Linked DNA regions of Homo sapiens: region 1 is linked to region 2. Evidence: chromatin contacts called from ENCODE Hi-C or POLR2A ChIA-PET data. All regions are on one chromosome and are shown on one strand. Each heading gives the region's core, a stretch centred on a gene start or an enhancer-like site at or near the end of the contact. The rest is flanking DNA. Distances are from core to core; before and after follow the strand shown. Region 1 overlaps PHTF2 (putative homeodomain transcription factor 2). Region 2 overlaps PHTF2 (putative homeodomain transcription factor 2).

Evidence for each region. A loop is a pair of places that touch in the nucleus more often than their neighbours do. ChIA-PET counts read pairs that join two places held with the same protein, here RNA polymerase II (POLR2A). Pooled maps may share reads with other maps.
Region 1: a map of B cell shows a loop between it and region 2 (2.3-fold over the local background). The contact joins two enhancer-like sites. A Hi-C loop is called at or near these places in 2 of 168 maps with a recorded cell type or tissue (B cell and posterior vena cava), 6 of 37 single-sample maps with no recorded cell type and 7 of 50 pooled maps. POLR2A ChIA-PET finds 5 or more read pairs at or near these places in 11 of 52 experiments (A673, AG04449, H1 and 8 more).

The regions. Positions count from the first base shown.
Region 1 is chr7:77,901,857-77,907,097 of GRCh38, reverse strand. It overlaps PHTF2 (putative homeodomain transcription factor 2), which reads right to left. Exons shown (of 19, transcript NM_001395272.1): 6 at 5,178-5,241. Among named protein-coding and RNA genes, the nearest start is that of DDX3ILA1, 86 kb to the left of the region's middle. Within about 2 kb of position 3,342, at least 2 of the 41 ENCODE cell types and tissues checked have a DNase peak (open chromatin) inside an H3K27ac peak, as active enhancers do.
Region 2 is chr7:77,851,659-77,857,329 of GRCh38, reverse strand. The region is part of intron 2 of PHTF2 (putative homeodomain transcription factor 2); the gene reads right to left. Among named protein-coding and RNA genes, the nearest start is that of PHTF2, 56 kb to the right of the region's middle. Within about 2 kb of position 1,834, at least 2 of the 41 ENCODE cell types and tissues checked have a DNase peak (open chromatin) inside an H3K27ac peak, as active enhancers do.

The sequences.
Region 1 (5,241 bases), core at 2,093-4,592, 48 kb before region 2:
TAATCTTCTGTGTATCTACATAGTACACAGCATACATACAGTACATAGGCACTATAATAGGTTTTAGGTGAGGTAGTGCATGTAAAACATTTTGAAAAGCTGCTTATACACCGTAAATGTATACTTAACATTGGTGAATAGTAGCTTTTTTTTTTTTTTTTTTAGCTACCATTAACTCTTAATTTTTCTTGAGACGGAGTCTCGCTCTGCTGCCCAGGCTGGAGTGCAGTGGTGCGATCTCGGCTCACTGCAAGCTCCGCCTCCCAGGTTCACGCCATTCTCCTGCCTCAGGCTCCCGAGTGGCTGGGACTACAGGTGCCCGCCACCACGCTTGGCTAATTTTTTGTATTTTTAGTAGAGATGGGGTTTCACCGTGCCATTAACTCTAATTTTAAAAGGGGCAAGTACAAATGCTTACTTAAGAAGTTCAGAGTTTCAGACACAAAGGAGAACATCTTTTAAAACTTTAGGTTTTATATAACCTGTTGCTGGTTATTTATCTGAACTCTTTCAGCCCTGTGATCACCATTCTCTGTAATCCTAGGGCTGGGAGCATACAAATTATATTTTCTGTATATCTTAACAGGAAGTTATTACATACTGTGAAATTCTGACGACAAGGCATTAGAAAAAGGAGGAGGAGCCACTTTCTTCCTCTCTTTTTCCTTCTTTCTTCTGACTGTATCTTTCTAAAAGTGATCATGTCCCTCCCATGGTCTCAGTTCCTGAGACAGTAGCTTTTCCTCCGTAACTCTGGTATCACTTCCCCTTTTTGTTTTCCTCTCAAGTTAAGGTTTAGAAGATATATGGAGAGCCGGGCGTGGTAGCTCCTGCCTGTAATCTCAGCACTTTGGAAGGCTGAGGCCGGCAGAACACGAGGTCAGGAGTTTGAGACCAGCCTGGCCAATATGGAGAAACCCCATCTCTGCTAAAAATACAAAAATTAGCTGGGCTTAGTGGCACACGCCTGTAGTCCCAGCTACTCGGGAGGCTGAGGCAGAAGAACTGCTTGAACCTGGGAGGTGGAGGTTGCAGTGAACCGAGATCATGCTGAGATCATGCACTCCAGCCTGGGCAACAGAGCGAGACTCCGTCTCAAAAAAAAAGAAGATATATAGAGAAAACATTCACTTATTTTATATAATGCTGAGTTATACTTTTTGAGCATTTAATGAAGTCCTACGAACTAGACAGTGCTGCTAGAGATTTCTGCTGGAGATCAACTAAGACAGAATGTTGTTGGGCACAAATATTTCAAAGGCAGGACTTCACGTACTGGGCAAGGGGAACTCTAGGAGTAGGCTGGATGCAATGGCTCACACCTGTAATCCCAGCACTCTGACAGGCTGAGGCGGGTGGACTGCTTTAGCCCAGGAGTTTGACACCAGCCTGGGCAACAAGGCGAAACCCTGCCTCTACAAAAAAATTTCAAAAATTAGCTGGGAATGGCAGTGCATGCCTGTAGTTCCAGCTATGGAGGTAGAGGTAGGAGGAATGATTGAGCCTTGGAGGTTGAGGCTGCAGCGAGCCATGACTGCACCACCGCACTCCAGCCTGAGCAACAGAGAGAAACTGTGGTGGCTGACAACTGTAATCCCAGCACTTTAAGAGGGTGAAGTGGGAGGATTACTTGAGGTCAAGAGTTCAAGACCAGCCTGGGCAACATATTAAGACCCCATCTCTACAAAAATAAAAATAAAAATAATTAGCTGGGCATGGTGGCGTGCTCCTATAGTCCTAGCTAGTTGGGAGGCTGAGGCTGGAGGATTGTTTGTGCCCGGGAGTTCAAGGCTGCAGTGAACTATGATCGCACCACTGCACTCCAGCCTGAGCAACAAAGCAAAACCCTATGTCTAAAAAACAGAATAGAATAGAATGGAATATTATCTTCCATTTTTAGGACTGTTAATCTTTAAGATTCAGTGGCAATTAGGCAATGCAGAAAAAAAGACAAGACACAGTCTCCGCTCCCTATCCCTTGGTTTAGACCAGGGGTATCCAATCTTTTGGCTTCCCTGGGCCTCACTGCAAGAAGAAATGTCTGGGGCCACACATAAAATACACTAACACTAACGATAGCTGATAAGCTTTAAAAAAATTAAAAAAAATCTCATAAGGTTTTAAGAAAGTTTATGAACCTGGGTTGGGCCACATTCAAAGCCATCCTGGGCTGCATGTGGCCTATGGGCCATGGGTTGGACAAGCTTGGTTTACAGGAAAGAAGAGACATATAAAGAAACAATGAAAATACCTGTTATGAACTAAACTGTGCTCCTTTCATCCTCCCCACACAAATGCATATGCTGAATGAAGCCCTAACCCACAATGTGACTACGTTTGGAGACAGGGCCTATAAGGAGGTAGTAAAGGTTAAACAGATTCGTAAGTGTAAGGCCTTAAACTGATACGACTCTTGTCTTTATATGAAGAGGCAGAGATACCAGAGTACTCTCTCTCTCCACTCACACACACAAGAAAGGCCCTGTGAAGACACAGCAAGAAGGTGGACATCTACAAGTCAGAGAAGCCTCATCAGACACCAACTCTGACATTGCCTCACTCTTGCACTTCCACCCCTCAGAATGGTGAAAAAATAAATTTTGTTGTATAAGCCACCCAATCTGTGGTATTTTGTTATGGTAGCCCAAGGTGACTAATATAACACTTATGATTAACTGCTATAATATACATAAGAAAGATATGTAACTACATTGGGGAGTTACGAAAGGATTCTTCAAGAAAGTGATGTCTGATGTCTAATCTAAATTTGAGAGAACATAGAGGATTGACTAAACAAAAGGGAAAAGGGCTACCCCACGCAAAGGGAGTTGCATGTCCAAAGACACATAGGCAAAAAAGCATGGAATGTTTAAGAAACAGCAAAGAGCTAGTTTAGCCTGGTTAAGGTGGGATAGAAATTCAAGGAGGGATTTGAAAACTCAGATTGCATCTTGAAAGCAATGATAACTAGTGAAGAAATTTAGATCTTAAGCAGCTGGTTTGAATTTGTCATTTAATAGGTAAATGGACAGAAAGTAGAAGATGATATGAGGTTTCCTGGCAGTAATCTTGGCAAGAAACTAGGCAACCAAGACATGCAGAAATGGGGATAGAGCTGAGAATACATAGCTGAGATACTTAAAAAGCATGTAATTGAAATAAAAAAAACTATACATAGTTATATAAAACCAAATCTGACTGCATTTGATTCTTTCTGCCTTTCAAGAAGTGCGAACAAGAATGAGGACATAACTCAGAGCACTGCAGCACCCTGCTTTTCCACAGGGTGCTGCAATGGAGACAGACATACAGTGGTTTTCAAAGGTAATGGCAGCCTGCCGAGGGTCATCAGAGTCACATCATGACTTTGGCACTAGCTGTGTGACTTTAAGAAGGTTAAGTCATTTCTCTAACTAAGCTTTACTAGGAGAATGTTTAGTGTTCATCATAAGGGCCTTATGATTAAACTTGGATTCTGAACTTAAAAATATCTCATTTAATGCCCAATCTAACCCGTGTTCCCTATTTAACTTAGAGGAACCAGTAAGTAAATTTCAGACACAATATAATTATACAATGTCAGTGAACTTTTAGTTACATTGGAAACTTGTTTGTCGTGGAATACTAGAAAGCAGCAATATCTTAAAAAGCACAATGCACTGTGATGTACAATCAATGGTACTGAATTACTCTAATAAACTATTGCAATTTCTGACCACATTCAAATAAAGTTTTCTCATCTAGGTAAGCCAGAAAACCTTTGAAGATAACTATACTTAAATTAAGCTCTCTTAAGTCCTTTTGAGAAGAAAACAAGAAAATGATAAAAATTATGATCACTATAACTAGAAAATACTGATAAGCAAATATGATCACTTCAGCAGTAATTATAATAGCAAAAAATAGCAATCAGCTTAACTGCCCAATATTGAAGTAGGACAAGATATTTTCTAGTAACTTAGAAGTTATATTTACAAAGACTTTGATATTATGACATTAGGTAAAAAAAAATGTAGCTGTTCATATAAAATAATCTCAACTATTTAAAAAGTATTATAAATTTAAAGGCAAGATGATGGGTAGTTCTTTTTTTCTTTAGCTTTTTCTACATTTTCCAAATTTCCTGCCATGAAAATATTATTATATCTTTAATCAGAAAACACATACACACATTCTAATAACAACAAACCACAAAATTATCATAGTCCACACCCTTTTATGTATATAAGATGTAACCTGGCTTAGAAGAAACAACTTTATCTAAATAACAGTCTGCAGTTTTTATTATATTTTCATTTATTTAAAAAGTATCTCTTAGAATCTGTTGATAAAACAAATTTAAATAATCATTCAGGATTGTAATCATGGTTTTTTTTTTTAATCACATATTAAAAAGACTGAAAGGACATGAACCAAATGAAAATAACGGCTTTGTTCACGTGATGGAATATGAATAGTTTCTTCTTTAGTTTCTAAATGCTCTACAATGTTATACATGTTGTGTTATATACTGCTGCTAAGACTATGCACTAGAATGTTGTTTTAGGAGGCACCATAAGAGCGGTTAAGTGTGTGGTTCTGGGATCAGAATGCTTAGAATTGAATCTGGGCTCTACCATACTTGATGACTATGTGGCGTTGGGCACTCAGGTCTTTCAGGTCCCACGTCTATAAGCGAAGCATAGTAACAGTCCCTGTACTTCATCAGGTTGATGTGAGAATGAAATGAGAATCTAGAAAGCACCTAGCAGAGTGCACGGTATACAGAATTTTGATAAAGTATAAGGACAGCTCACATCACGGTGGTAAAAGGCACAGAAAAAAGAAACTATACCTATGGCAGGAATAATAAACTTGTATAGGTTGTATTTTTAAAAGACTGGTATGTATGTATGTGTGGAAGATGCATTTTGATGAGGTTTTTTTTCTAATTTTAAAAAATCTTCTCGATTTCTATTTTTCTTTAGCCATCTATAGATTCAAATATTCATAAAATTATACTGAAAAATAACTGCTTTGTTTTCTCAAATATTTTTAATACCAAATCAATTATGTGCCTTTATTAACATACTTATACATCATACTCAGTAGTAGTTAGCATATGTTTAAAACAAAGACTTATTAAACCTAACAATGTAACATTCTGAAAAGTAAAAGCAAAAATCACTTAATTATACCTTGAAGAAGATAAAGGACAAGAAGCCAGAAAAAGATGACCTTTGATGTTACTTGTAACCACCA
Region 2 (5,671 bases), core at 585-3,084:
GTCTCTTTTTCCTATTCATGACCTCTGGGGCTATCTCATTTCCTCCTTCTTTCCACAACTTTCTCCAATACAGTAACACATCTAGAGGTAGCTCCAGACTTTCATCCTTGTTAACTCCCCCATGAAAGAAGCAAGAGTCTTTCCTATCAGCTCTAATTTTTGAAAAGTTTATGAAAGGACAGCTTAGGTCACTGCGCATACCTGGACTGATCACTGTGGCCAAGGGGATGAAGAACCATCTCTGGCCTTGCCTTAACCACATACCCACCAGTTTGGCCAGATCAAAGGAAGAGTATTAGTAGCAAAAACATGGTCATTAGAGATATTCTTAAGTACTGAAAGATACTCTAATTTGTCATCTGTTATATTGCAAGTCATAAGATAATTACTATTATTATTTTTAAGAGTGATAAAGTCATCCCTCAGTATCTGTGGGGGATTAGTGCCAGGAACACTTGCAGATATCAAAATCCATGAATGCTCAAGTCCCTTATAGAAGATGGTGTAATATGTGCATATAACATATGCACATCCTCTCATATACTTTATATAATCTCTAGATTATTTATAATACCTAATACATTATAACTGTTCTGTAAATAGTTGTTATACTGTATTGTTTAGGGAATAACGGCAAGGAAAAAAAAGTCTGCACATGCTCAGTACAAACAAAACCACCCATTTTTAAAAAATACTTTTAAGCCAGGTATGGTAGCTCACACCTGTAATCCCAGGACTTCGAGCCTAGGAGTTCAAGACCAGCCTGGGGAATATAGCAAGACCCCATCTTTACAAAAAATTAAAAAATGATCTGGGTGTGGTGGTGCGTGCCTGTAGTCCCAGCTACTTGGGAGGCTGATGTGGGAGGATCATTTGAGTCCAGAAGTTCTAGGTTACAGTGAGATATGAGCACACCACTGTACTCTAGCCTGGGAGACAGAGCAAGGCACTGTCTCTAAAAATAAATAAATAAATAAGTAAAAATTTTTAAAAATTTATTTTTGATTCACAGTTGCTTGAATCCACAGATGTGGAGCCCACAGACCTGGAGGGCTGACTGTACTTCATATTTATTGACAATTTATAAACCACTTAAACATTTATTTTTATTTTTTAGAGATGAGGGTCTTGTTATGCTGCCCAACCTGGACTCAAAATGTTGGACTCAATCAATGCCTCAGCTTTGTAAGTAGCTGGGTGTGCACACTATAGGTGTGCAACATCACACCTGGTAAAAAAAACTTTCAAGAAATCATATTTAGGTTATTGGAGCAAGATGGTCAAATACAAACCTCTAGCAATCATGCTACCAGAAGAAACACCAAATTGAACAAACTACACAAGAAAGCACCTCTATAAAAACCAAAAATCAGGTGAGTAAACAAAGTACTTTGTTTTAACCCTTATCAAGGAAAGACACACTGAAAAGGGTAGGAAAGACAGTCTTGAATTGTCAACACCACCCCTCCCACATTCCCAGCAGCAGCCACGTGGTGTGGACAGAGTATATCAACGTGCTTGGGGGACAGAAAGTGTAGTGATTATGAGACTTTGCATTGGAACTCGGTGCTGCCCTGTCACAGTGGAAAGCAACATGGGGCAGAATTCAGCTGGTGCCCCTGGAGGGAGCATTTAGACCAGTCCTAGGCAGAGGGGTATCATCCAGCCAAGCAGTCAGAAACTGCGTTCCGGCTAGCCCTACCACCACAGGTTACCGCCTTCTGTGGCCCTAAATAAACTTGAAAGGCACTCTAGGCCACAAGGACTGCAATTCTTAGGCAAGTCCTGGTACTGTGCTGGGCTCAGAGCCAGTGGACTTGGCGTGCATGCAACCCAGTGAGATAGCAGCTGGGGCAGCCAAGAGAATGCTTGCACCACTCCTTCTCCAACTCCAGGGAGTGCAGCTCACAGCTCTGGGAGAGACTCCTTCCTTCCATTTGGGGAGAGGAGAGTGAAGAGTAAGGAGGACTAAGAAGACTTTGTCTTGGAACTTGGATAGCAGGTGAGCCACAACAGAATAGGGCACTGGGCAGAGTCCTGAAGTGCCCATTCGAGGCTGTAGCTCTCAGACAACACTTCTAGACACCCTGGGACAGAAGGGAACCCACTGCCTTGAAGAGAAGGACGCAGCCATGGCATGATTCATCACCTGCTGACTAAAGACCCCTTGGGTCTTGAATACACATAAGTGGTACCCAGGCGGTACTCACTGCAGGTCTTGGGTGAGACCCAGGGTCCTGCTGGCTTTGGGTGTGACCCAGCACATTCTCAGCTGTGATGGCTACAAAGAGTGATTCCTTCTGCTTAAGGAAGAGAAAGGGGGACTTCGTCTTGCAGCTTGGGCACCAGCTCAGCCACAGTAGGGTAGAACACCAGGCAGGCTCCTGGGTTCCTTGATTCCAGGCCTTGGGTCCTGGTCAGCATTTCTGGACCCAGCATGGGCCAGAGCAAAGCCTGCTGCCCTGAACAGAGAGAACAGGCCTGGCATTACTCACCAAACACTGAATGAAGAGCCCTTGGTCCTTGAGTGAACACTGGCAGTAGCCAGGCAGTACTTGCTGTGGGCCTGGGGCGGTGGTGGCCACAGAGAGAAACTCCTACATGAGCAAAGGAGAAAGAAGAGTGCAAAAAACTTTGTCTTGTGGCTTGGGTGCCAACACAACTGCAGCAGAATACAGCATGGAGTAGATTTCTAAGATTCCTGACTCCAGGCTCTGGCTCCTGGATGGCATTTCTGTACCTGCCCTGGGCTGGGGTTGGGGGGTACGGGGAGTAGGGCAGGGGAGCTTGATGCTCTGGAGGGAAGGACGCAAGCCTAGCTGGATTTACTACCTGCTGACTGAAGAGCTCTTGGGCCTTGAGTGAATGTTACTGATAGCCCAGGTAGTAGTCGCTGTAGGCCTTGGGCAAGACACAGTGCCATATTGGCTTCAGGTCTAACCTGCACAGTCCTAGTAGTGGTAGCCAAAGGGGTGCATGCATCACCCTTCCCCCAGCTCCAGGCAGCTCAGCAGACAGAGAGACTCCATTTGTTTGGTGAAAACTAAAGGAAAGGAAGAGACTCTCCCTGACAATCCAGGGAGTCTTCCCAGTTCTTACTGAAGACAACCAAAGCAGTACCTGCACAAGTTTGCAAGAGTCACAGCATTACCAAGCTTGGGTTGCCCCCTGATGCAGACATGGCTGCAGTGACCAAAGATTTAGATCACAAAACTAAATTCCCTTTGAATACTTGGAAATCCTTCCCAAGAAGGATAGGTACAAACAAACCCAGGATACAAAGAATACAATAAATACCTAACTCTTCAATGTCCAAACATCAATGAACACCCACAAACATCAAGACCATCCAGGAAAACATGACCTCACCAAATGAACTAAATAAGGCACCAGTGACCAATTCCCGAGTAACAAAGGTATGAGACCATGAAGACAGATAATTCAAAATAGCTATTTTGAGGAAGCTCAATGAAATTCAAGATAAAAGAGAGAAGGAATTTGGAATCCTATTAGAAAAATTTAACAATAAGATTGAAATAATTTTAAAATGTTAATCAAATTCTGGGGCTTCAAGATATACTGGTTGACTTTAAAAAAAAGAAAGAGAGAGAGAGAAAAAAAAATCTAGAGCTGAGTGGCCAGGCACGGTGGCTCATACCTGTAATCCCAACACTTTGGGAGGCCGAGGTAGGCGAATTGCTTGAGCTCAGAAGTTTGAGACCAGCCGGGGCAACATGTTGAAACCCTGTCTCTACTAAAATACAAAAAATTAGCTGGGCATGGTGGTGCACACCTGTAGTCCCAGCTACTCAAGAGGCTGAGGCACGAGAATTGCTTGAACCAAGGAGGCAGAGGCTGCAATGAGCTGAGATCACACCACTGCACTCCAGCCTGGGCAACAGAGCAAGACTCTGTCTCAAAAAAAAAAAAATTCCAGAGCTGAAAAATTCAACTGACATACTGAAGAAAACATCAAAGTCTGTCAACAGCAGAACTGATCAAGCAGAAAAAAGAATTAGTGAGCACACTATTTGAAAATACAGTCAGAAGAGACAAAAGAAAAAAGAATAAAAAAGAATGAAGCATGGCTATAAGATCTAGAAAATACCCTCAAAAAGGCAAATCTAAGAGTTACTGACTTTAAAAAGGAGGCAGAGAGAGAGATATTGGGGTAAAAAGTTTACTCAAAGAGATAATAACAAATCTAGAGAAAGATATCAATATTCAAGTATAAGAAGGTCGTAGAACAACAAGCAGATGTAACCCAAAGAAGACTACCTCAAGGCATTTAATAATCAAACTCCTGAAGGTCAAGAATAAAGAAAGGAGCCTAAAACTGGCAAAAGAAAAGAAACAACATGCAATGGAGCTCCAATACATCTGGCAGCAGACTTCTCAGTGGAAACCTTACAGGCCAGGAGAGAGTGGCATGACATATTTAAAGTGCTGACGGAAAAAAACTTTTATCCTTTAATAGTATATCCAGGAAAAATATCTTTCAAACATGAAGGAAAAATACTTTCCTAGACAAACAAAAGGTGAGAGATTTCATCAACACCAGATCTGTCCTTCAAGAAATGCTAAAGGGAGTTCTTCAATCTGAAAGGAGGTTAAAAAGCAATAAGAAACATCTGAAGGTACAAAACACACTGGTAATAGTTAAGTACACAGACAAACACAGAATATTGTAACACTGTATTTGTGATATATAAACCACTCACATATTGAGTAGAAAGACTAAAAGATGAACGTATTAAAACTAACAACTACAACAACTTTTTAAGATAAAGACAGTATAAAAAGATATAAATAGAAACAACAAAAAGTTAAAAAGCAAGGGGCATTTGCTTGTTAGTTTTTGCAATCGGTATTAAGTTGTCATCAGTTTAAAACAATGGGTTATGAGATGTTACTCACAAGCCTCATGATAACCTCAAATCAAAAAACCTACAACAGATACACAAAAAATAAAAAGCAAGAAATCTAATTTTTCTATTTTTAGTAGAGATGGGGTTTCACCATGTTGGCCAGGCTGGTCTTAAACTCCTGACCTCAAGTGATCTGCCTGCCTCAGCCTCCGAAAGTGCTGGGAATACAGGCGGGAGCCACCATGCCCAGTCAAAAATAACTTTAAAAAATTAGCCAGGTGGGTGGCACATGCCTGTGGTCCCAGCTACTCAAGAGGCTGAGGCAGGAGGATTGCTTGAGCCCAGGAATTCAAGGCTGCAGTGAGTTATGATTGTGCCACTGCACTGCAGCCTGGGCAACAAAGCAAGGCTATCTCACACACACACACAAAAAAACCTTTGGAAACTACACAAACACATGGAAATTAAACAATATGCTCCTGAATTACCAGTGAATCAATGAAGAAATGAAGAAGAAAATTTAAAAAATTATTGAAACAAATAAAATAGAAATACAACATACTAAAACTTATGAGATACAGTGAAAGCAGTACTAAGAGGAAAGTTTAATCCTCTTTAATCCAATCAGCCCCTATATCAAAAAAGTTGAAAAACTCAAACAACCTAACAGTGCATCGTAAATAACTAGAAAATAAAAGCAAATCAAACCCAGAATCAGTAGTAGAAGAAAATAAATAATAAAAGTTCAGAGCAGTAATCCCAGCACTTTGGGAGGCCAAGGCAGCCAGATCACTTGAGCTCAG